Regions from separate parts of the Mus musculus genome. Here all the other regions are linked to region 4. The links are chromatin loops, found by intact Hi-C in ENCODE. Cell type or tissue: heart. All regions are shown on one strand. Links, peaks and the distances in the headings refer to the core of each region. The heading gives the core; the rest is flanking DNA. Region 1 has its middle 11 kb from the start of Gm30310. Region 2 has its middle 3.4 kb from the start of Gm5767. Region 3 overlaps Tmem114 (transmembrane protein 114). Region 4 has its middle 13 kb from the start of Gm23706. Region 5 has its middle 2.9 kb from the start of Gm25805. Region 6 holds the start of Tmem186 (transmembrane protein 186). Region 7 overlaps Pmm2 (phosphomannomutase 2).

Region 1 (4,465 bases), core at 335-4,334, 380 kb before region 4:
CTTTTCTCAAGTAGAAATAGTTAAATTCTTCCCATCCCTGTGACAAGAAAGTCTGCAGAGTAAAGGAAAGGTGCCTCCCCACTCCACCCCACCACCACGCCCCCGCCCCGCCCCACCCTGTGTATCTCTTGGGGAGTGACATGAGGCCAGCTCAGAGCATTTGAGTCTCCCTCCCTGACTCACCATGGCCATGGCTGTAGCACTGCTGCCCTCTGCAGACACCCAGACACAGGAACCCAGAGGTAATTGGAGTAGTTCAGCCTACCATTATAGAAGCCAGTGAGCGTGAGTGATCTTTAACTGTCATCCAAAGAGCCAGCAATCTGAGAAGACAGTAGGTTAACATCCTAAAAGATCAGTCTTCCATCTTATCTCCAGCTGGCAGGTGACAGGGGCAGAAAGGAGACAAAGGCAATCACTGCAGAGCTCTGCCCTACCTCTGTGATTAGGGGTCAGACACATTGCTGAGCCTATCCTCATGACCTGTGTTGCTTCCGTTGTTGCCCCGAGAGTCTTCCCTCTTTCTGTGGGTTTTTAGGCTCAGGCATTTCTGGAAACACTGAGTCTAGTTGCTTCTGGCTGGTACCATCTTTATACTCCCCCAGGGGTATCTGGGCTGGGAGTGGTTAACTCAGAACAACCCAGCTATGGACAGAGGAAGGTCTCTAAGCTGTTGATAACTTGTGTGCGCAGATGCGGATCCCTTTTCGTAATATGGAATACAAGAGTGTCTCTATAACAGAGACTGTGAAAGTGCCCCTATCACAACCACAGCCACATCTGCACCAGGCCATGGGGATAAGTCTCTCTTCTACACTCTGCCCGGTATAACAAGGACAAGAGTGCACCAGGTGGATAGAGGAGGAGACACAAGTGGTGATCAGGCCTGATCCTGGAGATCAGAGAAGCACTTGGGATGGAAGGCTACCTGCTCTGGACGCTCTTAAGTACTGTCTCCCACAGTCCCTGCCCAGGCAGACCCTAGCATTCCCTGCATTCATCAGTACCAGCCGGTTCCTCTCATGCAGAGTACTGTGTGGGGTGTGGAGGATGGAATAAGAAAAGAAGAGGGATTCCCCCCCCCCAAAAAAAAGAAGAATGGCTGCACCTTATGGTGGCTGCCGTACTAATGCACTGTGGGCGTAAAAAGTGTCTACAGGGAGTGTCACACTTAGTCCGCTCCTATTTGTTACACTTTATTGTGATAAAACACCTGACAAGATAACACAAAGAAGGAAGGGGAGAGAGGGCTTATTTTGGTTTACAGTTTTGTCATCGAGAGGAAGTCATGGCAGCAGGAGGTGGTGCATCTGGTCACATGTCCACAGTCAGGACACAGAGAGATGATGCGGGTGCTCAGCTCACATTCTCCTTTTTAGTTGATCTGGGACTAGAACTGATGGAATGGCACCACTCATATTTAGGGTGGTTCTTCCCACCTCAATTTACCTAATCTAGGTAACCCCTCACATGCATATCCAGAAATCTGCTTATATGGTGATTCTGAGATACATCAAGTTGACAGTCAAGGTGTAGTGGCTGTTCCTGGTTGTCAACTATATTTGGAATGAACTACAATCCAGAATTGGAAGGCTCACCAGTGACCCTCATCTGGAGGCTGGGAGATAGAAGTTTCTGATCTGGATCTTGGTATGGAGATCTTGAGGCGTAGTGGCTATGGATTCCAGAAGACAGGGAGATCTCCGAGTTCAAGGTCATCTGGGATTAAAGGTGTGGTAGCACACACCTTTAATCTGGCCTACACCTTCTACTGGAGACCATATACTGACATTGGAAGAAGGGAGTCTTGCTCCTGCTCTTTCGCCTGCTTGCTGTGTGGGACCGAGCAACTGCTAGATCCTTCCATTCACAGCTGCTGCTGAACCATTGTTGCGAATTGGACTGCAAGTTGTAAGTCACCAATAAAGTCCTTTACTATATTGAGACTATCCATAAGTTCTGGGACTCTAGAGAACCCTGACTAATACACAAGGTAAACCATCAAGGTGAATTAGCTTAGGATTCTCTAAGTTAACCCTAGATTTAAGTAACTTCGCTCACTAATTTTTTTAGGCAGTCTCAAGGAGACCGGGCTAGCCTCAAATTCTATACATAGCCAAGGATTGCCTGGATTTCCTGATCTTCCTGCCTCCACTTCTCAAGGGCAGCTATAAAAGGCTCCAAACTTCAATTCAGTCCTACGTCGGTTGTACCCCTCTGCAGACCCAAGCCCCCTACAAGACTTTGTTCCACCAACCTCTGCCTTCACTAACCCATAAACTCTACAGAGGTCGAAGCAACACCCTGCCCTAAAATCTTCAGACACTGTACCACAAAGGGTCTTTCTAGTGCTAACCTACTCAGAGGCTTCTAGGAAACAGGTGATCCTCCAAGAGGTCATGCCTGTAACAGCAGGGATCCCCTGAGGCTGGAGACCAGTGATCTGGTGAAGTACAAGGATCAGAGGCTCTGAGGCCCAGTGGCCTCTAGATGGCAGTGTCCAGCCAGAAACAGGAGCAATCTGATAAACAGGGAACCCAGAAAAGGGGGTGGGCGGACACAAAAGAACCTGGGGCTGTTCAGAGACCCAAAGGCACTATCAGGGAACCAGTCAGCACCTACTAATGAGCCCCATGAAGAGAGGAAGAGGGTTTGAATCATCAGTAAGATACTATGGAGCATTTATTGAAACCCTGCTCACTGTCACTACTTGGAACACTTCCATGCCTCATGGGATGTTCTTCCATAGCATAAATGAACTGATGTGTTTAATTAGACCTTTGTTGAACGTATTTGGGCTCTTTCTTTCCACTTCTACATCAGGTGATACACACCTGATACCACTGCATAAAGACCAGCTTCCATCATTATTTCTTTGGAATGTCAGGGCAGAAATTAGATGACAGGATCAAAGGCTAAGGTCCACTTGTTTTCGTTTGGGTTTGTTGAGACAGGGTACCACTAGGGAAGCAAGAGCCACCCTCAGGCTGGCATGAACCACACCACCAGGCATATTTGTTGACTGCTCGATTGAAAACAGTCTCACGATACAGGGAGCTTCTCTGGCCTCGAATTCACAGCAACCTGTCACACCTCTCATTTCCAGGGGCTCTGCTTTTAAATTTCTAGTTCCCAACAAGATAGAGCAGAAACAGAAGTTGTCTGCTTATATTTCTAGTTCTAAACCCCATTCACACCCTGGCTTCACTGTGCAACACCACTTTTTCACTGATGGACAAGAATCAGTGTCTGTGGACCAGGAAAGTAGATTTCTCATTCTTTCATTGTGTGTGCATGTGTGCACACGTGTGCACAGGAGTTGGGGGGAGGGTGGTGCTGCCGTACCCATTGGGCTTTCACATGAGTTCTGAGGCCCATGGTTTGCTCACTAGACCATTTCTGTAGCCCCAAACTGGTCCTTGTCATAACTCCATTTCCCTGAGCTCATATTATGAATGGAACTTTACATTCATGCCATGTTTTAGAAAAATATTGTCTATTTCCTCTGTGTTTATAAATATGTACATACTGGGGCTGGAGAGGTGGCTCAGCAGTTAAGAGTACCAGATGTTCTTTCAGAGGACCCAAGTTCAATTCCCAGCACCCACATGGCAGCTCACAACCGTCTGTAGCTCCAGTTCCAGGGATCTGATGCTCTTTCCTCTCCTCGCCAAACATCAGGCACACACAGTACACAGACATAAGCACACTTACACACAGAAAGCAACACACACCAACCTTGAACTCCTCTACTTCCTAGGTAGGGATCACATGTATTTGACACTGCGGCAGGTTCTATGCAATGTTCCATACTGCTACCAAATGAGCAATATTCCCAGCCCTGTGAGTACTATTCTGAGTCCTGAGGTTGTTAAATTTATGTAAGCCTAAATATAACTTAAAATAGAAACCATAATTACAACTTACAGTCAAGAAAGCTGAGGCAGGAAGTTAACTAGGTTGGTTCAAGGTCACACAACTCATTAAATGCTGGAGTCAGGATTCAAATCCTGCAGTTTATCTCCAGAGACGGAATCTGAACATTGAGTCATGCACGTTTCATACTTCTGATCTGCATAATGTTGTTTTAACATTCTACATGAGGCTTCTATCTTGATGTGTATGAGTGTGCCCATTCATGAGTGGAGGGTAGGGATCAGAGAGCAGCTCTGATGTCAGCCCTCACCTTCTAACTTGTTTGAAATAGGGACTTTTTTTTTCTCTCTTGCATATATCCAGACTGCCTCAAGCTTCCAGGTCCTCTCAGTATTGACATGGAAACTTCTAGTTCTTTGGGAAGTTATGTCAAATGTTTTGCTGGGGCATCCTGCTAAAGCAAACACATGAAAGACTGTTTTCCTGAAGCAGCCACAGGTAAAAGGATGTTTGGATATAGCAACACATGAAAGGACCTGTGATGAGGGAGTATAAACGCCACAGACAGTGGGAGATGAGCACTGGGCTT
Region 2 (4,465 bases), core at 357-4,356, 180 kb before region 4:
CAGTGCTTGAGAAGTAAAGAGAGGAGGATCACTGTAAATATGAGTTCAAAGCCAAGCTGAGTTGGGTCTTAATAGTGGGTTCCAAGTCAGCTTGAACTGCATACAAAGTTCTGTCTCAAAACAACAAACAGGCTTAGTTTGTAGAGTAATTGCCAAGCACAAAGCCTGGGGTTCGATCTTCAGCAGGACATAAGCTAAATGTGGTGACATGTACCTATAAACCAGCATCAGAGAGGTGGAGGTGGGAGGGTCAGGAGTTCAAGGTCATCTTCAACTACATAGTGGGTTCAAGGCCAGCTTATGCTATAGGAGACACTGTCTAAAAAAATAATAAAATCTAGTCACATGGTCTACACCTACATACTCACAAACCTGTGTGTGCCTTCTCGGAGTCCAGTCAGCCTCCCCTGCTGGTTTAGCTCCAGGAACCCAGGGAGAGCTTACCTCTCCTTAACTCTGTTCCTTACCATGCATCTGAAGGATGGGTATAATTGCAACCTTGGTGGGGGTTTTATATATTTGTGAGATAGGGCTGGAACTTGCTCTGTAACCTAGGCTGGCCAGGCACTCACAGTCTTCCTGCCCTAGATTCTAAGTGCAGAAGCCCTTCTCCCAGTGGGCTTCTCTAAGAGTGGCACCACACCCAGTATTCTCAGTGCTGGGGATCTGCCCAGGGCTTTGTGCATTCAAGATAAGCGCTCTACCCACTGAGCCACATCTCTAGCATGGGCAGTTGGCCAATGCCCGGCCGTCTTTTGCTATAAGGAACTTAAGCATCCAAAAACTTGGGTGGTGGCAGTCATGAAAGTAATCCATCTCAGGCCCCTGGAAACAGCTGTGTGACCGTGCTGATGAGGGTGGGATTAAGGTGGAAGAGCAGTGAACTGCTCACTGCACAATCATTTCAGTATCTCTGCACATCTGAATATTGTAAATTAGGTTTAAGGTTAACGTACAAAGTGAATGGGCATTTGAAGTTCATGGTGTTGCTAGACAGGCTCAAACTTGTTACACAGCTGAAAGTGATGAGCTCTTGTCCCCCTGCCTCTGATTCCTAAGTGCTGGGATTATGGGTCTACACCACCACAACTGTTTCTATGTGGTTGCGAGGCTGGAACCCAGGGTCTTGTGCACATCCAGTGTTCTCAGTTTCATGTTTCTTGCTGTGATAAATACCCTAACACGAGAAACTTGAAGGGCAGGGTTTGCTTCAGCTTCAAGTTCAAGGGACAGTCCACCACGGCAGAGAAGTCAGGGTGGCTTGAAAGGGCTGGACAGCTTAAGTCTACAGCAAGGAAAACTGACACCCACTGTGACGCTCAGCCCTTTGTGTCTGCAGCTCACAGCTTGGGATCCTGCCAGGGCACACAGGGCACGGTCGCCACCCACTGTGGGCTGGACTTTCCACCCCAGTCAAGGTAATCAAGATAATTTCCCAGTAAATAAAACTAGTAGGATGTCATCTGTGTTGGTTTTGTTTTGCTTTGCTTTTGGTTTTTTTAAAAATATTAATTTATTTTATTTTATGTATATGAGTACACTGTAGCTGTACAGATGGTTGTGAGCCTTTATGTAGTTGTTGGGAATTGAAATTTTTAGGACCTCTGCTTGCTCTAATCAACCCTGATCAACCCTGTTCCCTCCAGTCGGCCCTGTTCCCTCTGGCCCAAAGATTTACTTATTATTATATGTAAGTACACTGTAGCTGACTTCAGTAGCACCAGAAGAGGGCGTCAGATCTCATTATGGTGGTTGTGAGCCACCATGTGGTTGCTGGCATTTGAACTCAGGACCTTCAGTAGAGCAGTCAGTGCTCTTACCTGCTGAGCCATTTCGCCAGCTCGCTTTTTGTTTTGTTTGTTTTGTTTTGTTTTGTTTTTTTTTAAGACAGGGTTTCTCTGTGTAGCCATGGGTGTCCTGGAACTCCCTCTGTAGACCAGGCCTTGAACTCAGATGTCTGCCTGCCTCTGCCTCCTGAGTGCTGGGATTAAAGGCGTTCGCCACCACTGCTATCCGGATGCCAGTTTTAGATCACCGTTTTCATTCATTTGTTTTGTTTTAGACAGAGTCTTGTGGGGCCCAGGCTCCCCTTGATTTGTGCTGATCTTTCTGTCTCAGCCTCCGAGTGCTGAATTACAGTTTTTTACCCTGCCTGGAGTCCTCTGGATGCCATGGTCTGAGGCCTAGGGTTCTTATGTCCACTGGAATGTCGCTTCTTGGGATAGAAATAGGGGCTGCCTGCTCTAAGGATCCTGTTCTTGACACGGGGTCACACAGGTCTCAGGCTGGCCTCAGACAGAGATTACAGGCAGGCTAGCACCTGGCTGTGTGTAGTGCTGGGGATTTAACCCAGGGCTTCGTGAATGCTACACAAGCACTTACAGACTGAGCTAGATCCAGTGCAAGGATTTTGAGGATCTCATTCCCTCTGACACAGGCTTGGGTTTCATGAGATGGGTATGAACTGGGAAGTATGAATGAACTATGGAATTATGAATGAAGGGAGGGTGTGCCCTGACAATTCTAACCCTCAACCACCAGGGGGAGACCAGCATGCCATAAATCGGCCTAGGACTTCATTTGCCTTGATGGTAAGTCCCACTCTCACCCAGTAACCCTCAGACAAGGCTGGGAGAGGTAAGGATTCATAAGAGGGGTCAAGAAGCCAGCCCAAAGTCACGAGCTAGATCTCAGCCTGCTAAGGCTGCTTAACCCCATCTTTCAGCCTGCTCATTCTTTCTCCCAGGAGGACCCAGTGCGCGCTGGGGAATGAGAAAGAAGGACTCCGGAAAGTGCTATAACCATCGCACAGGGCACACTGTGTGGGCTGGGTATAGGAGGGGCTACAGAAGGTCAGGGAGGACTCCCCTGGGGAGCACCAATGAGATGGCTCAGCATGGGGAAAATATGTATAGTCCAGAGCAAGCACTGGGTCTCTTCAGAGGAAAGAACACTGAGCTATAATAACTAGAGGGGAGGTACCTGGGGAGATCTGGAGGACAGAGTTCCAGCAGAGGGGACAGGGTGGAAAGGCTCTAAAATGAGATGGGGCATCGTGGTACATGCATGTCTTTAATCCCAGCACTCAGGAGGCAGAGGCAAGCGATCTCCATCTCCATGAGTTTGTCAGCCTGGTAGTTATCAGCAAGTTCCAGACCTGCCAGGGCTACATATGGGGAGCTTGAAAAACAAACCAAAAAAGCCTTAAGATGCCACTGTACTGGAGTACAGAGAGGGATATGTGTTTGGACTAGGACTCTGTTCTTAGATGACATGTTGCCTTGCAAAGGGCTAAGCACAGGTAGGTGACCACCTGGGAGGAAGTGGCTCCAACAGAGAAAAGGTGATTCATGTCCTGCGTGTGTGTGTGTGTGTGTGTGTGTGTGTTGGGGGTGGGGGGCTTTGTCCTCAATGGCTCAAGGAAGTCACGCTTTGGTGAATCCTAGGAACCCAAGTTCAACTCCTGATATGTGGACTGATGGGAGAGGTGCACTAAATCACCACTGTGTGCACAAGGAGAGTGTAGCATCCTGGTCATAATAAGACTCAGACCCTGGTAGCCACGGTTCATCCTAGGACCACACTGAGAAGTGTATCAAATGTGGTTGAAAAAGCAGTAGGGGTTGGCCAGATGGTTTAGCAGGTAAAGGTGCTTGCGGCCAAGCCCAATAACTTGAATTCAATCCCTGGCCACATATGCTCACTCACCTAACACACAAAATAAAAATGTAATAAAAAGCAAACCGCCATCATCATCTGTGGGGAACCAGACTGGGTGTGTGCCAGCGTCTGCCTACACACGGGCGTGTCCACAGTGCAGACACCCTCCCAATGCAGGCGCTGACCACACTGTTCCTCTTGCATATGAAGAGCCTCAGGAGACCAGATTCCCCACCTGCCACCCGTCCCCTGCTCCATGTTCCTGCCTTCACTCAGCTGGACTGGACCCTTCTCACCCTGGTCACCAAACTCTTCAAGAGATGCGGTACCTTTAAAATAATCAGAGAGGGCTGGTGAGATGGCTCAGTGGGTAAGAGCACCCGACTGCTCTTCTGAAGGTCCAGAGTTCAAATCCCAGCAACCACATGGTGGCTCACAACCATCCGTAACGAGAGCTGACTCCCTCTTCTGGAGTGTCTGAAGACAGCTACAATGTACTTACATATAATAAATAAATCTTTAAAAAAATAAAATAAAATAAAATAATCAGAGAGACTCAGGCATGGTGCCATATGCCTGTGATCCTGATATATGGGAGGCTGGATCAAGAGAATCACAACTTTGAGGTCATCATCAGCTACTGAACTGATCAAGGCCAGCCTGGGCTATATGAGACCCCGTCTCAAATAGAGGCTCAGAGTGGGCGGAGGCTTCCATGTAAGCCTGGTGACCTGGAGCCCACGTAAAGGTGGGAGTTGTTCTCTACCCTCCAGAGCATGCGTGGTACAAGCACCCACCACCAATC
Region 3 (4,465 bases), core at 246-4,245, 82 kb after region 4:
GTTTCCCTTGGTGCTGGATTTGGAACACAGTCCTGAATGGTAGGCAAGCAGTGTACGGAGCCACATCCCCAGAACCACCCTCTGAGCTTTCATACTGAGCCTTTAATCTCAGTGTTCAGGAGGCAGAGGCAGTGAAATGTCTGAGTTCGAGGCCAGCCTGGTCTGCAGAGTGAGTTCCAGGACAGCCCGGGCTACACAGAGAAACCCTGTCTTGAGAATCAAAACAAACAAAAGACGATGCACTTTTCCACATTGCCAGTACTGGAGTTACAGATGCTGCTGTTGCACCCCACTTTCTTTAAGCTTTCAAACTCAGGTCCCGATGTTTGTACAACAGGTGCTTAATGGACAGACCTATCTCTCCAGCCCCACCATGATTGGTGTTTTCCTTTCATGTACCGAGTCCCCAACTCACAGGCTCAGAGGATGGGCTATTTGTTGGCTCTCCATTTGACAGATGAGAAAACTGAGGTTGCAAAGCTACCCCCAGCTTGTTATGTTAGAACAGACACTGGAGCCCTGGGGATGGGAATGTGAGCAGCCGGTGCTCGGCCGATCCTGAGACACTGAGGGACACACGAGTGCCAGTGCGCCTGGTGGTTGAGGCTGTTGATTTGTTTAATGGCTTTTGAGGATTGTGTAGCACCGTGGTCTTGATGCTAATCCCTGTGTGCAGTCTATCAGCTCATCCACAGGGTGTACTGTCCGTGAGCTATTCATCTTTGTCTCTGGACTGTGGAGCTGGGCTCCTAGCAGACAGCATCTAGTCATCTGCTGAATTTAATATGCCCTGGGGGGAAGGGCCGAGGAGATGGTCTAGAGAGTAAAGAGCTTGTGGCTCAAGGGTGAGAATCCAAGTTCAAATCTCTAGCACCCGCAGAAAAGGTCAAAATTGAAAGGGCAATTTCCACCCATTCTACTATTTTTACAGATAGACCCCCAGATCACAGTCAGAGACTGCCTGTATGACAGGTTTAAAATCTTGTTCATTATCGTGTGTGGTGTGTGAACAGGTGTAGCACAGCCCACAGAGAGACCTGAGGACAGCTTTGTAGCCTTAGCTTTCTCCTCCTGTCTTCAGGCAAACATGGCCAGTGGTTTTGCCAATGGAGCCATCTCACTAACCCCTGTATTGCATTAATGTTTTATTGTTAAGATCACCAAGGGTTTGGGGTGTGGGATGAGATTAGATCCATGCCCCCCCTCCCAGGATAAAATGAGTCATGTGCCTTGAATTTATGATGTGTCTGTAATTTGGGACAGGACCAGGCAGAGGCAGAACATGAGTATAGGGTTTTGTTTTTGTTTTTCAAGACACAGTTTTTCTGTTTAACAGCCCTGGCTGTCCTGGAACTCATTTTGTAGACCAGGCTGGTCTTGAACTCACAGAGATCGGCATGCCTCTACCTCCCGAGTGGTGGGATTAAAGGAGTGTGCCACCACACCTGACCTTGTATGTTTTAAAAAATTAGTTAATTTCTCACACCTGGGAATGAAACCCAGGTCCCTGCAAGAGCAGCTCGTACTCTAAACCACTGAGCCATCTCTCCAGCCCCAGGTGTAGGGATTTTATAAGCTGTTCTTTCTCCACCGCCTCTGCTCACCACTTGTCACTGTCCTCAGCTAGAAGGGAACTAGATTTTCCCCCAGACTTGGTGGTGTTTATCTCTTAGACTTACTTGGTCCTTTGCATACTCATTAGAATAGCCGGCTCTTGAATCGGCACTGAGAGAATAAGTAAATAATACAACACTGCCCTCTAGGGGTTGCAGAGAGTAAGTGCAAAGATGCTCACAGTTCAGACCATGCATTCAGGAGTCTCCACGGTTCTTAACTACCACTAGAAGTAGTTGTGTAGACCTACTTTTGTGGGTACGTGGTAAACATATGTAAATGATTGGATGCTAGATATTAGTAACCCCCTGTGCCTGTTACCCTCTTCTCCTTAGCTATGCACGGGACATTCGTGATCTTATTGCCACTCAGTCTGATCGTGATGGTGTTTGGGGGGATGACCGGGTTCTTGAGCTTCCTCCTCCGAGCTCACCTCCTTCTGCTGCTCACCGGGATCCTCTTTCTCTTTGGAGGTAGGTGTACACCTGCCCGGGGCCTAGGCTCTACAGTTGTACTGATGGTGAACGCCGTGCTGTAAACCTCTTTAGGGGCAGGTCTCAGCTTCTCTAAGGGCTTCCCCCCATTGTGACAGTACAGTAGCTGGGAAAGGCAGTGGTTTTCAGCCTTAAGCTCCCCAGATCTCTGGTTCCAGGAAGGAAGAAGGACGGGGTAGGGCACAGCCTTAGGAGTCATCCCCAGCATCTCGCTGCAAAGCTGTGTCGTCTGCCACCTCTCTGTCTTGGTCTCCCAAGGATGGCCTTGGCTTCCGGTTTAGAGCTGTGGGCTGACACCCGCTGTCTTTGCTCCCTTCTGATGTGGGAAATCAGACTGACCAGGCACAGAAGGACACAGTGCACATGCATGGCTTCACTGGGTTCTCAGTAAGCAGAGCTCATGGTGAGACAGAACAGAGCCACAAGTAGAAGCAGCGGATGGGTCTGGGGACACGCCAGCTGTGTGGCACTCAGCTTCATTTAGCAGGCATAAGTTCAGGGATCTATTGTCCATTCTTGTGATTACAGTCAGTACCCATAGACCGTGTATCCATACGCCTTGCACTTGAATGTGGCCAAGAGGGTAGATTTTATGTGTTTCACTATAAAAAGAAGTTGTGTGAGTTGACCCATGTATTTAACAGTGTCTTAAGCTACTCCATGCACACACTTTACCGCCATGTGCATCATACTCTGAAAATGTGCAAGGTTTACTGCGAGAAAGTGACACACTTCAGGGCATGGCAGTACACACCCATCAGGCTGAGTGTTGATCTCAAGCTGAAGTCCAGATAATACCGTACAGTGTAACTTTTACAAACAGAAAACAATACCAAGTCAAGCCATACCTCTCAAACCCAAATCCAAACCACACCCTCCAAAAACCCAAACCCATCCTTAAACCAAACCTAACCAAACAAACTTAATCAACCACGTCCAAACCAAAGCCAGGTCAGCAGACACCGGCCGAGGCAGTTCTGTTTACATGACTGGCTACAGGCCTTGGGAAAGTGGGACCCACAGCCCAGATGGGTGCCCTCTGGCTCCCTGAATTACAAGGGAAAGAAAGACAGAGGCCTGGGAAATGGCTCAGCATGTAAGAACATTTGGTATGTAAGCAAGAGAACCCAGGTTAAGATCCCCCCAAACCATGGAACAATCCAGGCATGATTGTGTGTGTGTGTATGTGTGTGTGTGTGTGTATTGTGTATAGAATGAGAGGAAGGAAGGGGGAGGAAACAGGAGGGTGTTGCTAAAACTTCTCCCTAGAAAAGTTGTAAACCACATCTTTCCCCCTTCTTGGGTCCCAATGATTCACTGATTCAACGGAAGTTCACCAGGGGAACCTGTGAGTTTATGAGGCTTACAGGCAGAGCAGTGGGTGAGGCAGAGCATAGATGACCTTAAAGCAGCCACCCCAGGAGGTCTGCACCCACCCAGCATGTGTGATGACTCCCTGTGGCTGTGTAGATGAAGCCTACCCCTTTTCTCCCCTCCGGATCTCCTCCAACCCTTCCCACAAGCCCACAAAAAATTAGGGTAGAAATGCTTCTAATGGTGGTGGCTAGATCCTCAGGTGAGGGTGCTAAGACCCTCTCTGCCCCCTCCAGGCCAGCAGAACTCCTGATGTTGGCAGCAGTTTGGCTGGGAGGACAGACCTGCATAATGAGGGAGAGGGGAAGAGGAGAGAGACAGAGGAGGGAGAGGAAGGTAGGGGGAGGGAGATGAGGGAGGAGAAAGAGAAGAGAAAGAGGTGTATGTGAAGAAAATCCAGCTCTTATGTTAAAAGAATAGAAGTTTTTTTTTTTTTCTTTTTCTTTTTTCCTGGAGCTGACTATTAGTGACCATGGTCTGGGAACAGAGATTCAGGTCTTCCGTCTCCACAAATATCATGTTCCAATGAAGTAGAAATTCATGGAACGTTTTATGGCAACGAATAAAGAAAGCCATAAGTGGTCCATCGGTGGGTACATTTGGATAGGTGAGTTTAAGTAAGATGCGGAGAAGGCTGCTCTAGGGCTGGCTTGCTGACAGCCCGATAAGCCCTTTGGCGGGGACGGACAAATCTACATCATCGAAGTCTTAATCAACCCGCCTTGGCAGACATAGCTTCTTTCCAGGACTTCTCAGGCACAATGGAGAAGGATGGAGGCAGGAAGGACGGAGGAGGTGAGAGGAAGAGGAGTTGAAAGAAGAGTGAGGAAGGAAGCTGAGGGGGTGGAGGAGAGAAGGGGTGGGGGTTCAGGAGGGAACTGGGTGGAGGAGGAGGAGGAGCAGACCAAGAGGTCCTGAATGACTGTCCCTGTCTTTCCCTGCAGCCATGGTGACCCTCACTGGAATCAGCATCTACATTGCGT
Region 4 (4,465 bases), core at 188-4,187:
TGCACCTTCATTAGACTCTCCTTGTACCCCTCCCATACCCATTTCTCGAGAATAGACATTGTTTCGATCTGGAAATCCCCTACTCTCCCCCTTCTCCTTTCCCCACTGAGGGCCTATAAAAACTGGGACCTCTTTCCCCTCGAGGTCGACTCCTCTACCCCTGTGTGGGATATAAGTTGTCCCCAGAGCTCTGGCTTTCCCCGAATAAAGCCTCATGTGGTTTGCAACAAGCTCGGTCTATCGTGAGTTCTTGGGTGTCTGCTATTGTCCTGAGGCCTGAGCGAGGGGCTCCTCTCGGAGTCTTTCAACAGTAGTGATGGTCGTGGTGGTGATAAGGATGGTGGTGGTGGTGGTGTAAGCTACCATGTCTTAAGTCCTTCTGCTGCAGCTCACATGCTAGATACTGTGGTCGCATTACCAAATGCAACCTTGACAAGGCCAGGGCACTGAGAGAAGGCAGGGTGGGCTTGAGTTTGGATGCCAGGAGCTAGGCTCTAGTTACCGAGCTTCACTTCTCAGGAAACCCCAGAGGAAAAGGACATGGGAGAGCGCTTGCTCTGTCTTTTGCCCTAGCATCAGGCCACCAACTGCAGAGCCTTTTCCAGGTTACCTCTGAAGCTGGAGATTCTACCATCTGCTTGTGGGACTTGGTTTGAGACACTGCAGCTCTAACCAGAGGTGTGGGGAAACTCTGCTAATTAAGGTTGAAGTCTACCATTGATCGGATGGCCTTTTGGGTCTCGGAGCATAACAGGGGACTCCCTTCATTAGTGGGCCTTCTCCTTCTCTGACCATGTCTGGGAAATTCTAAGCCCCCACATACACCTCTACCTGAGGAATGTTACATAGCCTCAATTAGATCACAGGATCAATTTCTGTTCTCCTGATAAGAACCTGCCCAGCCAGCACTTGAGATTCCCAAAATGCTTCCCCATGCTAATGAGGCATTTTGGTACTCAAAGGCCCACCCAATGACTTTTGCCTATCCTGGATGTTCCTACCTTCAGTCCCCCAAAACTTTATAAGCTTTGAATCATCCTAAGTAAAGTTGATCTGGCTCCTGATAGCTGGCCCCGGTGTGGTCATTCCTGTACACACTCACAGAACTTCCAAATCCTCTTCCCCCTGTTGTCTCTGCTTCCACTGCCCTTGTGGACCATGGACTGTGTGGCGGATGATCCACCAGAGTGGGAACCACCACACAAAGGCTCCCACCTTTCAAACTTAGTTGTTTCCTGAATTCCAAAAAAGTAAGAAAAAGGCTGGGACCACACCTTATTCTTGGCAGGACTAGCCCTTCTACTCATCCTAGGACTGGAATAGCCAGATCTCCACTTGGCCCCTGACTTCCTGCTTCCTTCCCTGCAGCCAGAATGAAGAAAACACTGGACTTTTGCTTTCAAGATGATAGACTAAGGTTTAAACTGCGTACTTGCTATTTCTGAGCCCCATGACCTTGGTTAGCCCATGAAAGCCTATGGGCCTTGGCTTATGAGTATCTTAAATGGATATAGAATCTGGGGATGTAGCTTAGAGGTAGTGTGTTGTTTAGTCTGTATAAAGCCCTGGGTGCCATTCCCAATACTGCCAGAAATAAAATAGGTAAAGAGTTATAATACTCAGATAATTGAGACCAACAGTCGGTAAATGCTTAAGTCTTGAGGGTGTGATTTGAGTGCTAAGATACATAGAGCTATTGTCCAACAACTGTATGGTGTGATCATGTCCCTGAAGGAATCTCAAGAGTCCTTGGGGACTCACTTTGGAGTGGTTGTCAAGGTCAAAACCTCCAGATGCCTTACACAGGCACCCCACTGGTGATTCATGAAGTTAGGATGCCACCTTGTGGTGAGAGGTGTTACAGGCGGGGATACAGGCGAGGATACTGGATGTTCTCCAGCCTTGGACCTCAGAGGAGGAATCTCATCTCTAGGAGTCTTTCCCTGGTGATCTCAGAGGTGGGATCAAGAACAAAGATGAGGGCTAGGACTACAGTTCTGTTGCTTGAAGGCCCGCTTAGAACCCAAGAAGCCCTCACTTCCATCCCTAGCACCACACAAACTAGATGTGCTGGTGGGTATGATCCTGGCACTCGGGAGGTGGAGGCAGAGGGATTATAACTTTAAGGTCATCTTCAGCTATCTAATGAGTTTGAGGCCAGCTTAAGCTACACGAGGCTTTGTCTTTAAAAATGAGAGATAACACACCTCAAAGTCTCCCTTATCCATGAAGGACGAGACAGCAAAACGTTCACCAAAGAACATGAGAACTCAGGGATTTTTATAGGTAAAGGGGTTGGGGCAAAATGCTGAGGCACAAGCAGTATGAGACATAAACCCAGCAAATGTCCTACAGAGTTTCCATGGGAACTATCACCCAGTGCAGAAAAACAGCTTGTGGCTTTAGTTTTTATGGTGTTGTAAAACTCACACATTCTAATCAACAATGTATAAAAACATTCTTGTCAAGGTCTTGGTCTAAGGTCACCTTGCACCTCACCTCTTTGCGCTCCCTGACATGATGCATGGGTAGCTGCTCTTCAGTTAACTGTGAAGTCTCCTCAGACCTGCTGTTAAGTTGAAAATACGTCAACAGAAAGCACTTAGTACCACCTAATTCCCAACATCCTAACAGTGTAGCAAAACAACATGTCAATAGCCCCAAGGTGAACCTTAAATCACCCAATGAAGAAAGACCCTCATGGTGCCATGGAGAAAGGAGTCTTACTTTTATACAAAGGAATTTGATGCTAAGAGGCCTGGGCACTGCCAGAGGCCACCTGGGTGGTATGCAGTAGATCTAGGACTAGGACCTGAGTTCCTGAGTTGGTATTATCACTAAGATAGGGTCTATTGTAGGCTGACCTTGAACTTGCTCTGTGGCAGAGGCTGGCCTTGGTCTTCTAGTCTTCCTGTTTTCATCTCTCAGATGCTGGGATGGTAGGTACAGATGTGCACATCATGATACACACACACGTTTTTGGGGATATGTGTTCATATTGAGGCCAGAGGTCAACCTTGAGTTTGTTCCACAGGACAGCACCTAGCATGGTTTTCTTCTTTAAATTTTACCAGTTTATTCTCTCTCCCCCATCCTCCCTCCCCATGTATCTATTTATGTATGTGGGCACAAATGTGCCATGCATGGCATATATGTGGAAGTCAAGAGGACATCCTCCAGGAGTTGGGTCTCTCCTTCTACCTTGTGGTTCCTTGGGGATTAAACTCAGCAAACTCAGGCATCTTTACCTGTTAAGTCATCTCACTGGTCCATAGCTTGTTTATTTTAATATTTAATATTTAATTTTTATACTACAAGTGCTTGAGTTATGGAAGGTTGTGAAATGTTGGGAATGCAACCCAGGTCCCCTGTAAGAGCCGTCAGTGATCTTGGGCCTCTGAACCATCTTTCCAACCTTGTTTTTTTGAAACGGTCTCTCATTGGCCTGAAACTCAACAAGCAGGCTAGGGTGTCTGGCCCAAGAGCCCCAAAGATCCTTGTGCCTCTGCTTCCTCAGACTTGGGCTTACAAGCGAGTGCCACCATGCCTGGGGACCAAACTCACAAGCGAGTGCCACCATGCCTGGGGACCAAACTCACAAGCGAGTGCCACCATGCCTGGGGACCAAACTCACAAGCGAGTGCCACCATGCCTGGGGACCAAACTCACAAGCGAGTGCCACCATGCCTGGGGACCAAACTCACAAGCGAGTGCCACCATGCCTGGGGACCAAACTCAGGTCCTCACGCTTATACAGTACCGAGCCTTCATTGTTGTCGAGACAGGTTCTCATGTAGCTGGGGCTAGCCTCAGGCTTACTCTGTAGTCAGAGTTGATTGTCTCCCCTCCCCCTTTCCCAGTGCTGGGATTAAAGGCAGGTGCTCAGTTTCATGCAGTGCTGGAGGCTAAACTCAAGGCTTTCTGCACCAGCAATGACACACTGCAGCCTTGGTGTTGCCCACGTGCTCTGGACCAGCGTCACGGACCACTTCATGGGCAGAGTTAATTGCCGAGTGAGGCCCTGTCTAGGAACCAGGTTAGAAATGGTAGCATCGGGACCCCTGCTGATTCTCATCTGAGAAGCTGGGGGGAGGGGGCAGCACCATGCTTTGTTGATTTGAACAACCTTTTCTGTTCAGGCTATGGGTGAGCAGACTCATCATCTCCTTGGGCCATAAATTTCTCAGTAAATGTTAGACTGTGTCAAGAGAAGAATTGAGTCCAATGACCTGGGTTAATTACCTAGCATGTATCTCAATGGTCTGAAGATTCTGAAATCTCATCGCTTCTGGCAGAGGCTCTCTGGAGGCTGTAAAACAGAGTCTGAACTGGGACAGGAAGCTCTGATAGCGCTGCGGATTACAGCCAAGATGAATTCTGGGCTGCGTCAGGAGGAAGTTCTTAGGACAGTGGCCTAGACGTAAAAGCAGCCGCCTTCAGGAGCTAGGTGACGAAGCTGAGGCCA
Region 5 (4,465 bases), core at 267-4,266, 280 kb before region 4:
TTTGAGCCCCAGAGCAGTCAGAGATGTGAGTAGAAGCATATTTAACAAGCACCTCTGTGAGCTTAGTTCTCGCCAGACCAAAAAGGATCCTGGCTTTGGCTTCTGATACATTTCCCAGGAGCCCCCTCTGCTGGACTGTCGTCACTTTCCAGCTCACAGCAGAGACGCAAAGATGTTATAAAGGGATGTGGCTGGAGTCAACAAAGGCATCCTACCTTCAAGCAGGTGCAGCATGCCCCCAATGAACACAATTGTGGGGCAGGGAGTGCGGGGTGGGGGGGAGAGGGAGTGGGAGAAAACCCCTGTCCCATCAGAGTTCTGATGCTCTGGGCGGGCGGACTCGGAAGGACTGTCTTTCCCCGCGCTTTCCCCACAGCCCCGCGTGGGTGTCTGGGTGTGAAGCCACTGGCCCCAGCTCGGCGGGTGGTGGACAAGGGGTAGTCCTAGGCACCAGGTTCTCAGCCATCGGACCTGGTGCTGAAGGAAGGAGAGGGCCGGGGGAGAGGGAGGCGCTGGGTGGTTCCCACGTGGGTAAGAGACCTTGGTCTGGTCAGTGGCTGGAGCGCAGGAAGGCCTTCTAACGGGAGGTTAGATGCGGCTGGTTATGGGAAAGCCTATCCCATTGTTGAAGCATAGTGGGCCTTGATGAGCAGAGACAGTCTCCGAGCTTTGTTGTAGGAAGGTAGGGAGAAAGAAGGTAGAAAGAGGGAGGCTGTCCATGGCCGCGTGGAGGGGGGTGGGGGGGAGGGAGAGAGAGGAGGGCTAGAGATGAGAGTAAGGATGGTGAGAGCTTAAAGAGTGAGGAGGGGCCAAGCAGCTCCTTTTATAGTGGGCTAGGCTATCTTGCTGTTGCCAGGTAACTGGGGGTGGAGTCTAGCCAGAATGCCAGGAGCTTGGGACTTTGCCTGACTTATAGACACAGAATCATGGAGTTGGGGACTCTGTGGTGTCAGGCACCTGACTCTGGGAACGTGGCTCGCTTTTCCGTCTCTTGTAGAGTTTTCTACTGGGTTGCCGGAGCAAGCCTCATTCAACCAAAATAGACTGCCTATCGTGGCCTCCCCCTCCCCTCCCCTCCCCTCCCCTCTCTCTCTCTCTCTCTCTCTCTCTCTCTCTCTCTTCTCTCTGTTATTTGAGACTAGAGAGATGGCTCAGTAGGAACGCCTGCTTCTTTCCCAGAGGACCTGGATTTGGTTTCCAGCACCCACAGCAGGTGGCTTGCATCCCCAATTCTAAAGAATTAGAATTAGAGTCTTCTTTGGGACTTTCACACATGTGCTGTACATAAACTCATGTAGACACATACTTATGTAAAAATGAACACATAAATGCCTAAGAAAGATGGGTTTACTTTCTTCTCTGTGACTGCCTGTTTGCCTGTACACGTGCTTTTTCGGTTTTTGTTTGTTTGTTTTTGGTTTTTCGAGACAGGGTTTCTCTGTATAGCCCTGGCTGTCTTGGAACTCACTTTGAAGACCAGAGCATGTTGGATCCCTTGGAACTGGAGTTGTAGAGGGCTCTGAGCCAGAACTGAACTGTAGCAAATGCTCTTAACCCATCTCTTCAGAACCCCGTTTTTCTTTTACTCTTCCCTACCCTGCTCCCCAGACAGGGTCTCAGTATGTAGCTCTGACTATCCTTGAACTCACCGTAGAACTCACAGAGATCCTCCAGAGCACTAAGACTAAAGGCATGAGCCACTACACCTGGCTCCCCTTTCTTTTTTTAATTGTGTGGGGAGGGAGTGTACAGCGGTGATCCCCTTGCTTCAGTTTCTCAGGTAGCTGAGACTAAATGTGCATCATTCTTTGGAATGAGGTGCCTGACCGGAGCTTTCCCCATTCCTCAGCTTTCTATTTTTTTTTTTTCTCCAAGATTTATTTATTATATGTAAGTACACTGTAGCTGTCCTCAGATACTCCAGAAGAGGGCATCAGATTTCATTACGGATGGTTGTGAGCCACCATGTGGTTGCTGGGATTTGAACTCGGGACCTTCGGAAGAGCAGTCGGCACTCTTAACCACTGAGCCATCTCGCTAGCCCTCAGCTTTCTATTTTTACCCGGTAATGTCCAAGTGTAAGAGACCATCATACCTCATCTCCCTGAGCTAGTCCTTCCTCCAAGTGACCACTAGAGGGCACAGGGACTGTGAGCTGAGGCTGAGCTTCGGGCCAACCCCGGGGGCAGGTGCCAGACAGAGTACTGAGCTTTCAGAAATAGAGCAGAGAAGGCCCTGCCTTATTGAACCCTAGGGAAACCAGGTCTGCAGGTAATTTTCCCTACGTCCCAGCGCTTCATGACCTTTAAGACAGGCAGTTGTCTGGGTGCATGCACACGTGGAAGTTCAGGGGGACCAGAAAAGCACCCAGGGTTCTGCAGTCCCTAGCCTTGACCCCAAAAGGCAGCTTGAAACCTCAGGGTCCTTTTCCAGACAGCCTGGCTGTATCTGAAAGCCCACAGGTAGGTACATTACAGGCTAGAATAACATTGTAATGTATCAGGCCGAGCTTCCTGAACAAGTTGGGTTTCCATTTACTGTAAACAATCCTGCTTGTCCAGTGAGCCACAGGCTGAAAGGAGGAAGAGGAACAGGCGTGCTGTGAGTGCTCAGCAACTGGATGAGGCTCAGTGGCAGCCTGGCTGTAGCTGGAACAGACAGGGCCTCCCAGAGAAGCCTGTGGGGAGCCTGTTTAGAGGTTGCCCCGTAAATACCAAGGGACTACAGACCTGGGCTAGGATCCAGCTCCATCTACCTGCACTCTAGTCACTCCGCTCCCAGGCTTCAACATATTTCATCTTGGACATGGGCATGCAGCTCAATGGGTAGGGCACTTGCATAGCACACAGGAAACCCTGGGCTCTCTCCTCAACACCACAGGAACTGTACATTGGGGTACATACCTGTAATCCCAGTACCTGGAAGGTGGAGCTCAAGGTCAACTGGATCCAATGAGACCCTGCCTCATAAGGGGTGGGGGGGGACTTGGCAGCAGAAAAAAGACAGCTCCTCCTGCCCTGTTGCCCTTAGCTCTACTCCCTCAGACTGCCCTCTGAACTGGTCCATTTGCACACTACAACGTGTGCTTGAGCCCACGCACACAATCAGTAGGCAGTTGTGTGGTCCCTGCCTATAATCTTTGGTCTGCAGATATAGGAGGCAGAGGCAGAAGGACCAGAAATTCAATGTCACCCTAAGGAACACAGTGAGTGTGAGGCCAGCCTAGGCTACAAGAGACCCTGCCTGACGCAAAGGAACAAATATGTGAAGAAACAAATGGAAGACGAGTCTGTGATGGGCTGGCAAGTGGGCTCCACAGCAAAGACCCCTGCCCTCATGCATGACAGCATGTGTCCAGTCCCCAGGGCCCACGGTGCAGGGAGAGAGCTGGCTCCCACAAATTGCCCTCAGACTCCACAGTTGTATAAATAAGTAAATAAAATATAAGTTTAAAATATTAAAGATAAGCCTGTTTGCTTCCAGCTGGGTTTCCTGAGCTTCAGGCAGCAGCGGGATGAAGGGAGGTGAGTGTGCCCAGAATGTAATTCATTTTAAAGTCTTAGCATAAGGAAGTGGGTGGCAGTGCAGTGGAAAAGCAAACCAGAAAAAGGAAACCAAAAAATGAACGACGTAGAAAAACAATGACAGCGGCTTCTCCTTCCTCCTCTTCCTCTCTTCTTCCTCCTCTTCTTCCTTGCTATGCTCCAAGGTCCAAGGCCTAGAGTCAAATGTCTGTTTGCATTGTTTTTGGACGTAAGGCGCAGTTCCGTAGCCCAGGCTTGGAACTCTGGATCCTCCTGCCTCTCCTACTGTGTTACGGGTGGGGTGTGTGCTACCACACCCTGAGGAGTCTCAGATGCCAACAGGAGATGGCTGACTATGCAAAGTAATAGATATTCACTGAGCTCCAGTTTGCATATAGAATAGCGGCATTTACAACTATAGCCTCATTGGCTGAGTGACCTGAAACTGGTCACTTACATCTTCTGTGCCTTGGTTTCTCCTCTTGTTAATAAGGGATAACAGTAACTATGAAAGAATGAATGTTAGCAGCTATCCTGGTACTCTGGAGGCTGGGTCAGGAGGTTGCCTGGAGGCCGGCCTGGGTTTCACAGTAGTTTCAGGCCAGCCTAGTCAACTAAGCAAGATCCTGTCAAATCAAAACCTGACCCAGAGAAGCAAGAAGGAAGGGGCTGGAGAAATGGTGCAGCAGTTAACAGCACTTGCTGTTCCTCTTAAGGAAGGACCTAAGTTCAGTTCCCAGGAGCCACTCCAGGAAGCTCACGACCACGTGTAACCCCCGCCCCAGGGCTCTCAGCCCCAATTCTAAACCATGGGATTACGTTTTTTGGTTTTTTTGCTTTTTGTTTTTCGAGACAGGGTTTCTCTGTATAGCCCTGGCTGTCCTGGAACTCACTTTGTAGACCAGGCTGGCCTTGAACTCAGAAATCCTCCTGCCTCTGCC
Region 6 (4,465 bases), core at 327-4,326, 140 kb before region 4:
ATCTACTGCCATTTAGCTAGGGACACGGAAGCACTTTCCCAGTAGCTTATCTAGTACCTGGAGTGGTCTCCACCCTTGCACAGGAAAAGGAAATGACAAACAAGACCGTCAACAGTGCCCTGGAGCTTAGGTCCTTGAAGCACAGCTGCCGTAAGAAACGGAGGTGCCACGTCTTAATAGTTTTACTTCAGTTTCCTTATGGTAGAATGGTAGCAGCTGGACAGTAAATGCCTTTATTCTCAGCACTCAGAAGGCAGAGGCAGAGGCAGGGGGATCTCCATGAGTTCGAGGCCAGCATGGTCTACAGAGATAATTCAAGGACAGGCAAAGCTACACCAAGAATCCCTGCCTTGAAAAAACAAAAAACCAGCAGGGCAGTGGTGGCACACGCCTTTAATCCCAGCACTCGGGAGGCAGAGACAGGCGGATTTCTGAGTTCGAGGCCAGCCTGGTCTACAGAGTGAGTTCCAGGACAGCCAGGACTATACAGAGAAACCCTGTCTCGAAAAAAACAAAACACAAAGATCTATTCCACAGCCTGGTAAAGTACTTGGTCAAAAGCTATGACTCAGGAGCTCACAGGCACTATGGGGAAACCTACTAGTGTTCTTTTTGTTAAATGGAAATCTTGTCAAATTGCCTTCTAAATATTTATGTTTATATCCATAGATTAATGCCACTCTCAAGCCTGGTAAGAAAAGTTTCTCTTTGTAGTGGCAGTGGTCAATGCAGACGCATACCTGGACAAAGTGCTAAGAATAAGTGCCCTTTATCAACCCTGTCCAGGCTCAGGGGACAGAAAGAATGTAAGAGCCAGAGGACGGGGAGGAGCGTGGCGAATGAAATGCTGTCTTCTGGACATTATATGGCTGTTGCCTGCATGAATTCAGCAACTGTGGTTCCCTGCACAAGATCAAGTCAGTTAACATTCCAGCATGGGTGATATGTTGCCCATCACTTGGGGTGTGTTAGTGTGTAGCACTAACTGGACTTAGTGAGGTATTAAAATAAGAATTTTAAAAAGGACATGAAAATGGAAGAGGGATGTGTGAGTAGGTGTTCCCCAGAGGGAGCACAGGAAGGTTGGGGGTGAATATGATCAGATACACTGTACACATGTAATTGCAAAGGAATAAAAAAATTAAAAAGATAAGACTCACATATCTAAGGTTACACACACTTAACATGGGCTTCTGGAACAGTCCACGAAATCTAAAAGGAGTGGGGCAGAGACACCCAAGCTATTTAAGCCCAGTGTCAAGTTTGAGTGATTTCTGCTCAACCACGAATTTGTGTATAGGAGGCAGAAAGAATGTCATCACCACAACGAAACCACACAAACTTATCTTTGGCCCTAACAGCAAAATCTGTTAGCGGAACAAAGTCCCATTGGATCCTTGATCCTTTCAGCAAACAGCCTATTACTACCTGGGTCCCCATTGCTGCAGGGGCTCACTTTTGAGGCCTGATCTGGCGAGGAACTGTCATGAATTTCAGTGATCCTCACCAAAACATCCCAAGCAACAGGCAATGCCCCAGTTAAAGTGGCTTCAAGGGCTCCGAGAAAGATTTGCTGAAGGTCAGACGACTGAGAACCTGCCTTTGGTATATTAGAAGAGACAGCCAAAGGTGACAGGGCTGGGGAGGCGAAACAGCAGGTCAGAGGGCCGAGGCTGGAGTTCAAGCCAGGTCACCAGCCCCGAGGGCCCGAGAAGAAACTCAGGCCCGAACTTTCAGACTCTGAACACGTTTCCTACTCGGAAGGTTTTTTGGGGGCCCCCTCCCTGCGCACCCCACTCAGGACCCCGCTCAGGACTCGCGTCTCCTGGTTCCCGGACAGTCGTTACCGCGGTCTAGGGCAGCAAGGGCTCTGCTCCACCACCGCGAGCCTCCCGGGCGCCGCCTACCTGCCGCGGGGCAGTCAGGGTCCCATCCATGTCGAAGAGACAGAGAGTGGCCATTTCTCCAGTCAGAAACCTCGACCGCACCAGGAACTCTACCCGGAACTCTACCCGGAACTTCCGGGTCCGCTCCGAGCCCTGGAGTTCCAAGGCACCATGGGAAGATTCCCTAATGGTTCACAGAACACCGGTGGCGGTTACAAAATTTGAACTACAGTTCCCAAGCCATAGTAATTTTTTTTTTTTTTTTTGAATTAGCGCATGCGGGTTTTTAACCGCCCGCGCATGCGCCCTTCAACTTTCCGGTGACAAGTACAGCGTGCGTCCTGTAGCAGGCGGCGGGCTCATGGTAGGAATGTCAGGAGGGAACGCGCTCCCCGTCCCCGGTCGGGTCTAGGACTGGCAGGCAGGACGCCTGGGCTGACCATTCGGGAAACCGGCCAGTGGAAGGCCAGAGTCTATTAGCTTGGGCTGTTTTCCTGCTTTGTCCCGGGCCCTTGGGTCACGTGGACGGTCTGCGTCGCTGCCACTTCGTACGTACACACCCGGTTCAGAGCTTAAGAGCCGTGTCTCCCTCAGCGTATTCTGAGGTTTTCTTTGGAAGGGTGAAGAAGGATGCACAGCTAGTGTCCTCTTGACTCCAAAGCCCAGAATCTGCTCACTCCAGAGAACCACAGGCAGTGTGTTGAGGGCCTCCGTGCCTCACGTCTCTGCTTCCTTCCCAGACAGGTTAATGATACAAAGAGGTTCTCTGGCCGCGCAAGGCACTCGGAGAACTGCAGAGGTCCTGTGATAAGTACCCCACGGCTTTGTTGTGTGGGGTTCTGACACCGATTGATTTACCCCTTAAGGAAGGGCGGTCCTTCAAGTCCGCTGTTGCCCGGTCTCTAGTGAATAGCTGAAACGACAGGTTTTCTATGTTCATTTAGACCTGCCTAGGAGGAAGGGCCCGTCCGAGCTCCAGACTGCCCGTGTTTCCCTGTACTTGGGGCTGTGAGGTGGGGTGGGGGAGGGCTTAGGTTCTTAAAAATGTTTTTGTTGTTTTGTTTTAATCTTGTGTGTTTAGTTTGTGTGCATATGCTTGTGCTTTGGCATACGGGGCTCCAGGACGTACTGCGTGAGTAATTTCTCTTCCTTCACCGTGTTGGCCTGAGGGATCAAATTCAAGTTACCCGGTTTGGTACCAAGCACCTGTACTAGATGGGCTATCTCACTAACTGCGACTAGGGTTTTGTTTGTTTAGTTGTAAAAATGGGAGAAGGTACCTATTTAGAATAGAATTCCACCAAAAAAAAAAAAAAATTAAGTGTCTGGCTTTATCACTTTCCTCTGGAAGTCATGGTGACTTTCCAGGAGCGGTTGAAGCCCTTCTGGGAGATGCTTTGTCTTGTTCATTGTGTGATTAGCATGGGTGACTTCTGAAATGAACCTCTCTCTTCCAGGCTTTCCTCCTTCGAGTCGTGCCAAGGTTGCAGGGGCCCACTGCATGGAGGAGGCCTCTACAGGGACTATGGTGCTGCTCTGGGCAGGGGGATTCCAAAAGGTGGGTGGGGAGCAGGTCTCCCCACTCACGGGAGAAGTCACCAGGCACCGAGACCGAAACATTCCATACAATCTACCGGTTCCGAGCCATCCGAGCAATTGGGTTCCTCTCGCGGCTGAAGTTGGCCCAGACAGCTGTGACTGTGGTGGCCCTGCCCCCGGGCTTCTATTGCTACTCACAAGGCCTCATGACCCTCAGTTCACTGTGCCTTCTGGGTGGGGTCGCCAGCTTTGCCCTGGCCATGCTCTGTTGGATGAGCCACTTCTTCCGGAGACTGGTGGGCATCCTGTATGTGAACGAGTCGGGCACCCTGCTCCGAGTGGCCCACCTGACCTTCTGGGGCTGGCGGCAGGACACGTACTGTGCCGTGTCAGACATGATACCCCTGTCAGAATCCCAGGAACGGGTTCAGGATGTGTTTGTACGCATCCAGCAGTACAGTGGCAAGCAGACCTTCTACCTCACCTTACGCTATGGCCGAATCCTGGACAGGGAACGGTTCGCACAAGTGTTCGGAACTCTGGCCACACTGAAGAACAGCAAGTAGGCCTCTCATAGCCCTCGTTACACTTGGATTTTAGACAGAAGGCCTAGGACATGGATGAGACAAAGCTAATACCAGGGACTGGGCTGGTGCTCACTTTGTAGAATGCTTGTTTAGTGTGCAGGATGTGAAGCCCTGGGTTCAGACCCTAGCACTGCATAGAACAAGGCATGGCTATGCCTGCCTGTACTCAGAACTGGTGACACAGGCAGGTGGAGAAAAAGTTCAAGGTTGTTTTGGCCCAAAAAGGAAGCTTTAGGAAAAAGCCCTTAGTGGAACATAGGACATCCCATCATATAGTGGCGAGAAGTTTCTGTGAAGAGGCAGTTGTTGGAGGAGTGCTATGCCAAGGTCACTAAGGCAGACCGCTGCTGTAAAGCTGGGAGGCAGGAGGGTTGGCAGAGGAGCACAGGATGTGGGGTCTGGGGACTTGGGTTCTGCTGAGCCTTAGCTCCTTGACAAGTTTCTGAACCTTGA
Region 7 (4,465 bases), core at 256-4,255, 150 kb before region 4:
GCAAACAAAGCATGAGTTATTTGATACAACAGGAAGTACTTTCAAACGGCTCATGGCACATGCAGCTATCCTGCTAACACTGCAGAAGGCACCGGCTGACCTAGCAGGGACAATGACACACCCGGATGTCCTTTCCCCTCGTTCTCTTTTCTGCTGGTGAGAAACATTAGGTAAAACACTGTGCCTCCGTCAGAGGCCGTCTCAGCTTCAGCACTCAGGAACCTGGACCTCTTTCACAGCTCCTCGGAACCTGGGCCTCTTTCACAGCTCCTCGGAAGGGCCAGAGAGCTCAGTGCGGCGGCTCTTAGTGCTAAGTACAGCTTCTCTTTCACAGCCCCTGCCTGGGTGAGTGGCCTGCTCTAGCTTTGGCTATTGTAATAGGCACGCTGGACTCCAGCAGCTTTAAAAGGCCATTATAAAGATGCAGTCACTATCTGGAACAAGCCACAGCTGCACAGGCAAAATTCAAATTTAACAAAGAACACACTGTGAAGATTCCCTCCCTCCTGCCCAGAGGCAATCCATCCTTATCTCACACAGTGTGCTCTTCTCTGGTCTGTTTACTTTATTCTTTATAAACGGGACTCTCATTAAGCTGCCCAGGTTGGTCTTGAACTCACTTTCTAGCCCAGGTACCTAAGATGCCTGGCTGTCCCAGGAGGGCTGGCTTACTTATGGCGCAGTAGCAGTCATCCAGAATGGGCTGCATTTGTAAAAACTTACCTGCTTACACAATAGCTTCCCATCTTTGTACGCTACCAAGCCATTCTCTGGAAACACATAATCGTATTTCTCAACCACTACAACCAAAACAAGATAAAGCTGAGGGTGCGTTGAATAGAAACCTGCCTTTCTCTTCCTTCCTCAACACCCACCACCAAGGACCTGGCTAAGCACCTAAGACCTTGGCAGCCCTTCTCGTCCAGAGGCTGGGGACTGCCACAGCAGCTTTGGCTGTAAGCCTGAGGGATGACAAATGAGCTGCGGGTGGACCCTGCCTCCAGCCTGTAAGGTAAGATGCTGGCCCATGCCTGCTTCCAACTGCCATGAATTAGCACCAGGAACAAAGTGGAAAGGACACAACCACACTCTGCTCTCAGGCTTGCCAGAGCAGAACTGCTAGGCTCCATTTGTTTTTTGTTTTTGTTTTTTAAATATTTATTATTTTTGGCTAGGCCATGGTGGGGCGTGCCTTTAATCCCAGCACTCAAGAGGCAAAAGCAGTTGAATCTCTGAGTTCGAGGTCAGCCTGGGGTACACAGAGAAACAAACAAAACCCAAATACATCCACATATTATTTTGTGAACACATGTACACATCATGGTGTTCATGGAGGCGGGGTCAGTTCTCTCCTGTGCGGGTTCTGAGTACTGAACTTGTGCTGTTAATTGCTTTTACCCACTGAGCAATCTCCCAGACCCCAAAATATTTTTTTTATAAAAAAATAAAAATTTAAATACTGTTTTAAAAGATGATTCTTACACTCATTTCGACTGGAAGACTAGCATATAACCCACAAAAGATCTGCCTGCTACTGCTTCCCCAGTGCTGGACTAAAGGCACGTGCTCCGGTGCCTGCTTGTTTGTTTTTGAGACAGGCCCTCATGAAGCCCATGCTGGCCTGGATCTCATTACACAGTCTAGCGCGTCCTCAGGCCCACAGCAAGTCCCCAGAGTGCTAAGGTTACAGGCGTGTCCACTAGCCCTGATGGATGATGCCAGGTGAGCTCTCAACTGGCTTCCAGGTGAATGTTAACTCTTGTTATCCTCCCTGAAGCACAGTTCTGCTACAGTGACAGAAAACCTCTCAGAGCATGTTCTTAACTACAGCACTGGAGCCAGGGATGGCAAACACCTCTGTGACAGGATTTCTTGGGCTGAATATGCCTCTTAATGTTGCTGTGAGTGTTTCTAAAGTGAGTACCTCCGAGGAAGATGAAGTGGCATGTGTCCTGCAGATGCAGAGACGACTTCCAGTGATCTGACCCACAGACTTGCACTTTCAGATAAGACATGCTGAGTCCCAACCATGGCAATGTGATCCCCAGGACACACCTGGCAATGTCTGGAGACAGCCTGGGCTGTTACACTGGCTGAGTATGTGTGTGTGTGCACTCTACTGGCACCTAGTGGAGAGGCAAGAGATGGCCTGAAGCCTGCTACAGTGAACTATCCTGTCTAATATGTCCTTAGTACTAACCTGACTCTGGGACAACAGTGAGGTTTCTGTCTGTTTTAACCTCATGTCAGTTTTTAAAGGAAAAAAAAAATGTATTCTATGTGTATGAGTGGTTTATCTGCATGTATGTGTGTGCACCTTATGGGACTGGAATTACAGATAGTTGTGAGCTGCCATGTGGGTCCTCCATAGGAGCAGCAAGTGCTGTTAACTGCTAAGCCATCTCTCCAGCCTTGGCTTTTTAGCTTTCTGAAGACAGGGTTTCACTCTGTATTCCCGTCTGATCTCAAAACTCCAGACTCCCTTGTCTCAGCTGCCCAGGTGCCTGGTTCACAGACATTCCACACTACAACAGGTAGTGAAGAACTCTGTTTGTCAATCTCTCTGCTCACTGCTTCTCACAGACTAGCTACCCCAGAGACCCTGGGAAAACAGAGATAAATAACAGTCTGCAACATAGACTTAAGTTTAGTCTTTAAGACAGTGCTCTCTCTACCAGCAGGTCAGGCACCAGAATTTTGGGAGGGGACACTTGCGAAAACATGATATCCAGGTCCTAGAGACCCACTGTTTCACCATCTCCAAGAAAGAGGCCAGAAGACTCTCCAGCTAATGCCTGTCACTCCAGCACCCGGGAAGTGGAGACAGGAGATGAGTTTGAGCCCAGCCTGGGCTACAGAATTACACCCTATCTCAAAGGTTCTCTAGCTTGCCAGTCCTGTGTGTGAAGACTGGTGCTAGGGGAATCTAGTGCCTCTCATGACTAGGGAACCCTGGAATACACCGGGTCAGAGCAACAGGGACAATGTACTGAGACCAGAGGTATCTCCTTATCTGAGTGTGTGTGTGGGGGGGGTGACAGCCAGGAGGTGGGGCCTGGGCTGAAGTGACAGAGAAGTGACAAGGTTCCGCAAGCACAGACACAGGCATGCACACACGGCAGGGAGAGTCTATCTGTACACCTGAGGGAAGGGTCTGTCAGAGATCACAGAACTTACTTTTATATGACTAAAGCAAAGGCCAAATAAGGGCAAAGAAAATGTTTTCCCAGAGAAGGCAGAAAGTGTGCTCCATGGGTGATGGTGGCAGGTCTCAGTATCCTCAGCATTAGTCGTGGGCCGGAGTACAGTCAGCACTTACCATCATTTCCCAGTTGCTCTTGCAGTTTCTCAAAATCTGACCCACCTACCACTCCAATTTTGGTCTTCTGCCTCAATTTTTGTAGAAAGCCATCCATTTCTTCTGTAATTTTCTACATATCAGGAAGGAAAACAGGAAGATTTTGAGTCACATAATCAAATGAAAACTGCAAACTAATCCAGCCTACCCTGAATCAGCAAGCTAATTTGCCTCACACAAGCCCAGCGGTATTACTAGGCCTGTAGAAAAATTTAAATATTTAGTTATTATTTGGGGCTATTAACCTTTTTTGTTTTTTTTTCCCCTTTCCCCACTTTCTTGTGTGTTCGTTTTCTTTTGAGTTTGGGTTGTGTTATACTGCCTGGGCTAACCTTGAACTCCTGGCTAAAGAACACCCCCATCTTGGGGGTAGCAGTACCACGCTCCTTTGTTCCAGGTACCTGTCAGTCTGTTATCCCTCTGTCCCCACAGGAGCAGATAATGTATGGTTATGGAGCTATTCTGTCCTGGGTTATGACTTGCTTTTTTTATTCTGTGTTGTGGTGACCTTTTTATACATAGATTTAGCTTATTCTTTTTTGTTGGTTTTCTTTGAATATATGTCTGTATACCACATGCATGCAGTTGCCTGAGGGCAGAAGTGGGCACCAGATCATCTGGAACCAGAGTTACATATGGTTGTAGCTACTTTGTGGATGCTGGGTCCTCTGGAAGAGCAGCCAGTGCTTTTAACCACAGCACCATCTCTCCAGCCCCATAATCGTTTGTTTTTTAAAGGTGTCACAAGCCTGCAATACCAGTGTTTGGGAAATGGGAGCAGGAAGATCAGGAATTCAAGGCTACTTGGATTTCCTAAAAATGTCTTTTAACAGACAAACAAACAACTAGGGGTCTGTGCTGGCTAGATTTATGTCAACTAGGCACAAACCACAGCCAGTCATCTGAGAGGAAGAAATCTCAACTGAGAAAATGCATGCATAAGATCGGGCTGTGGGCCAGCCTGTAGAGCATTTTCTTAATTAGTGATTGACGGGAGAGGGCCCAGTTCTTTGTGGGTGGGGCCGTCCCTGGGTTGGTGGTTGTAGGTTCTATAAGAAAGCAGGCAAAGCGTGGAGCACGCTAGTAAGCAGCAACCGTCTAGGGCTT

What was found. Hi-C counts contacts between places; a loop is a spot of excess contacts. Peaks named below come from ENCODE experiments on the same cell type or tissue, not always from the same donor. Only the 100,000 strongest peaks of a DNase experiment are listed, where the experiment ranks them.
Region 1: a loop joins it to region 4, with 5 times the contacts of the local background. A loop is called at or near these places in 19 of 42 quality-filtered maps.
Region 2: it touches region 4 in a loop (7-fold over the local background); 40 of 42 quality-filtered maps call a loop at or near these places.
Region 3: a loop joins it to region 4, with 3 times the contacts of the local background. A loop is called at or near these places in 35 of 42 quality-filtered maps.
Region 5: a loop joins it to region 4, with 2.9 times the contacts of the local background. A loop is called at or near these places in 11 of 42 quality-filtered maps.
Region 6: it touches region 4 in a loop (2.8-fold over the local background); 17 of 42 quality-filtered maps call a loop at or near these places.
Region 7: a loop joins it to region 4, with 6 times the contacts of the local background. A loop is called at or near these places in 17 of 42 quality-filtered maps.

What each region holds. Positions count from the first base shown.
Region 1 is chr16:8,867,939-8,872,403 of GRCm38, reverse strand. No RefSeq gene overlaps it. Among named protein-coding and RNA genes, the nearest start is that of Gm30310, 11 kb to the left of the region's middle. In heart, for the core only: a CTCF peak has its summit at 2,485 (motif pointing right); a DNase peak (open chromatin) is centred at 2,473.
Region 2 is chr16:8,675,098-8,679,562 of GRCm38, reverse strand. No RefSeq gene overlaps it. Among named protein-coding and RNA genes, the nearest start is that of Gm5767, 3.4 kb to the left of the region's middle. In heart, for the core only: a CTCF peak has its summit at 2,534 (motif pointing right); a DNase peak (open chromatin) is centred at 2,605.
Region 3 is chr16:8,409,723-8,414,187 of GRCm38, reverse strand. It overlaps Tmem114 (transmembrane protein 114), which reads left to right. Exons shown (of 4, transcript NM_029070.2): 3 at 1,950-2,087; 4 at 4,427-4,465. Among named protein-coding and RNA genes, the nearest start is that of Gm24579, 9.1 kb to the right of the region's middle. In heart, for the core only: a CTCF peak has its summit at 1,772 (motif pointing left); no DNase peak of the experiment used is centred there; H3K27me3 peaks cover 1,961 bases.
Region 4 is chr16:8,491,826-8,496,290 of GRCm38, reverse strand. No RefSeq gene overlaps it. Among named protein-coding and RNA genes, the nearest start is that of Gm23706, 13 kb to the right of the region's middle. In heart, for the core only: a CTCF peak has its summit at 1,840 (motif pointing left); a DNase peak (open chromatin) is centred at 1,837; H3K27ac peaks cover 570 bases.
Region 5 is chr16:8,766,936-8,771,400 of GRCm38, reverse strand. No RefSeq gene overlaps it. Among named protein-coding and RNA genes, the nearest start is that of Gm25805, 2.9 kb to the right of the region's middle. In heart, for the core only: CTCF peaks have their summits at 1,927 (motif pointing right) and 2,132 (motif pointing right); a DNase peak (open chromatin) is centred at 2,130; H3K27ac peaks cover 778 bases.
Region 6 is chr16:8,635,271-8,639,735 of GRCm38, reverse strand. Tmem186 (transmembrane protein 186) reads left to right here and starts at 2,025. Exons shown (of 2, transcript NM_025708.5): 1 at 2,025-2,250; 2 at 3,344-4,465. The coding sequence starts at 2,248. The coding sequence ends at 3,991. Pmm2 (phosphomannomutase 2) reads right to left here and starts at 2,029. Exons shown (of 9, transcript NM_016881.3): 1 at 1,908-2,029. The coding sequence starts at 1,961. In heart, for the core only: a CTCF peak has its summit at 1,907; a DNase peak (open chromatin) is centred at 2,045; H3K4me3 peaks cover 2,987 bases; H3K27ac peaks cover 2,913 bases.
Region 7 is chr16:8,641,704-8,646,168 of GRCm38, reverse strand. Pmm2 (phosphomannomutase 2) reads right to left here. Exons shown (of 9, transcript NM_016881.3): 2 at 3,320-3,431; 3 at 724-800. Among named protein-coding and RNA genes, the nearest start is that of Tmem186, 6.2 kb to the right of the region's middle. In heart, for the core only: a CTCF peak has its summit at 2,141 (motif pointing left); no DNase peak of the experiment used is centred there.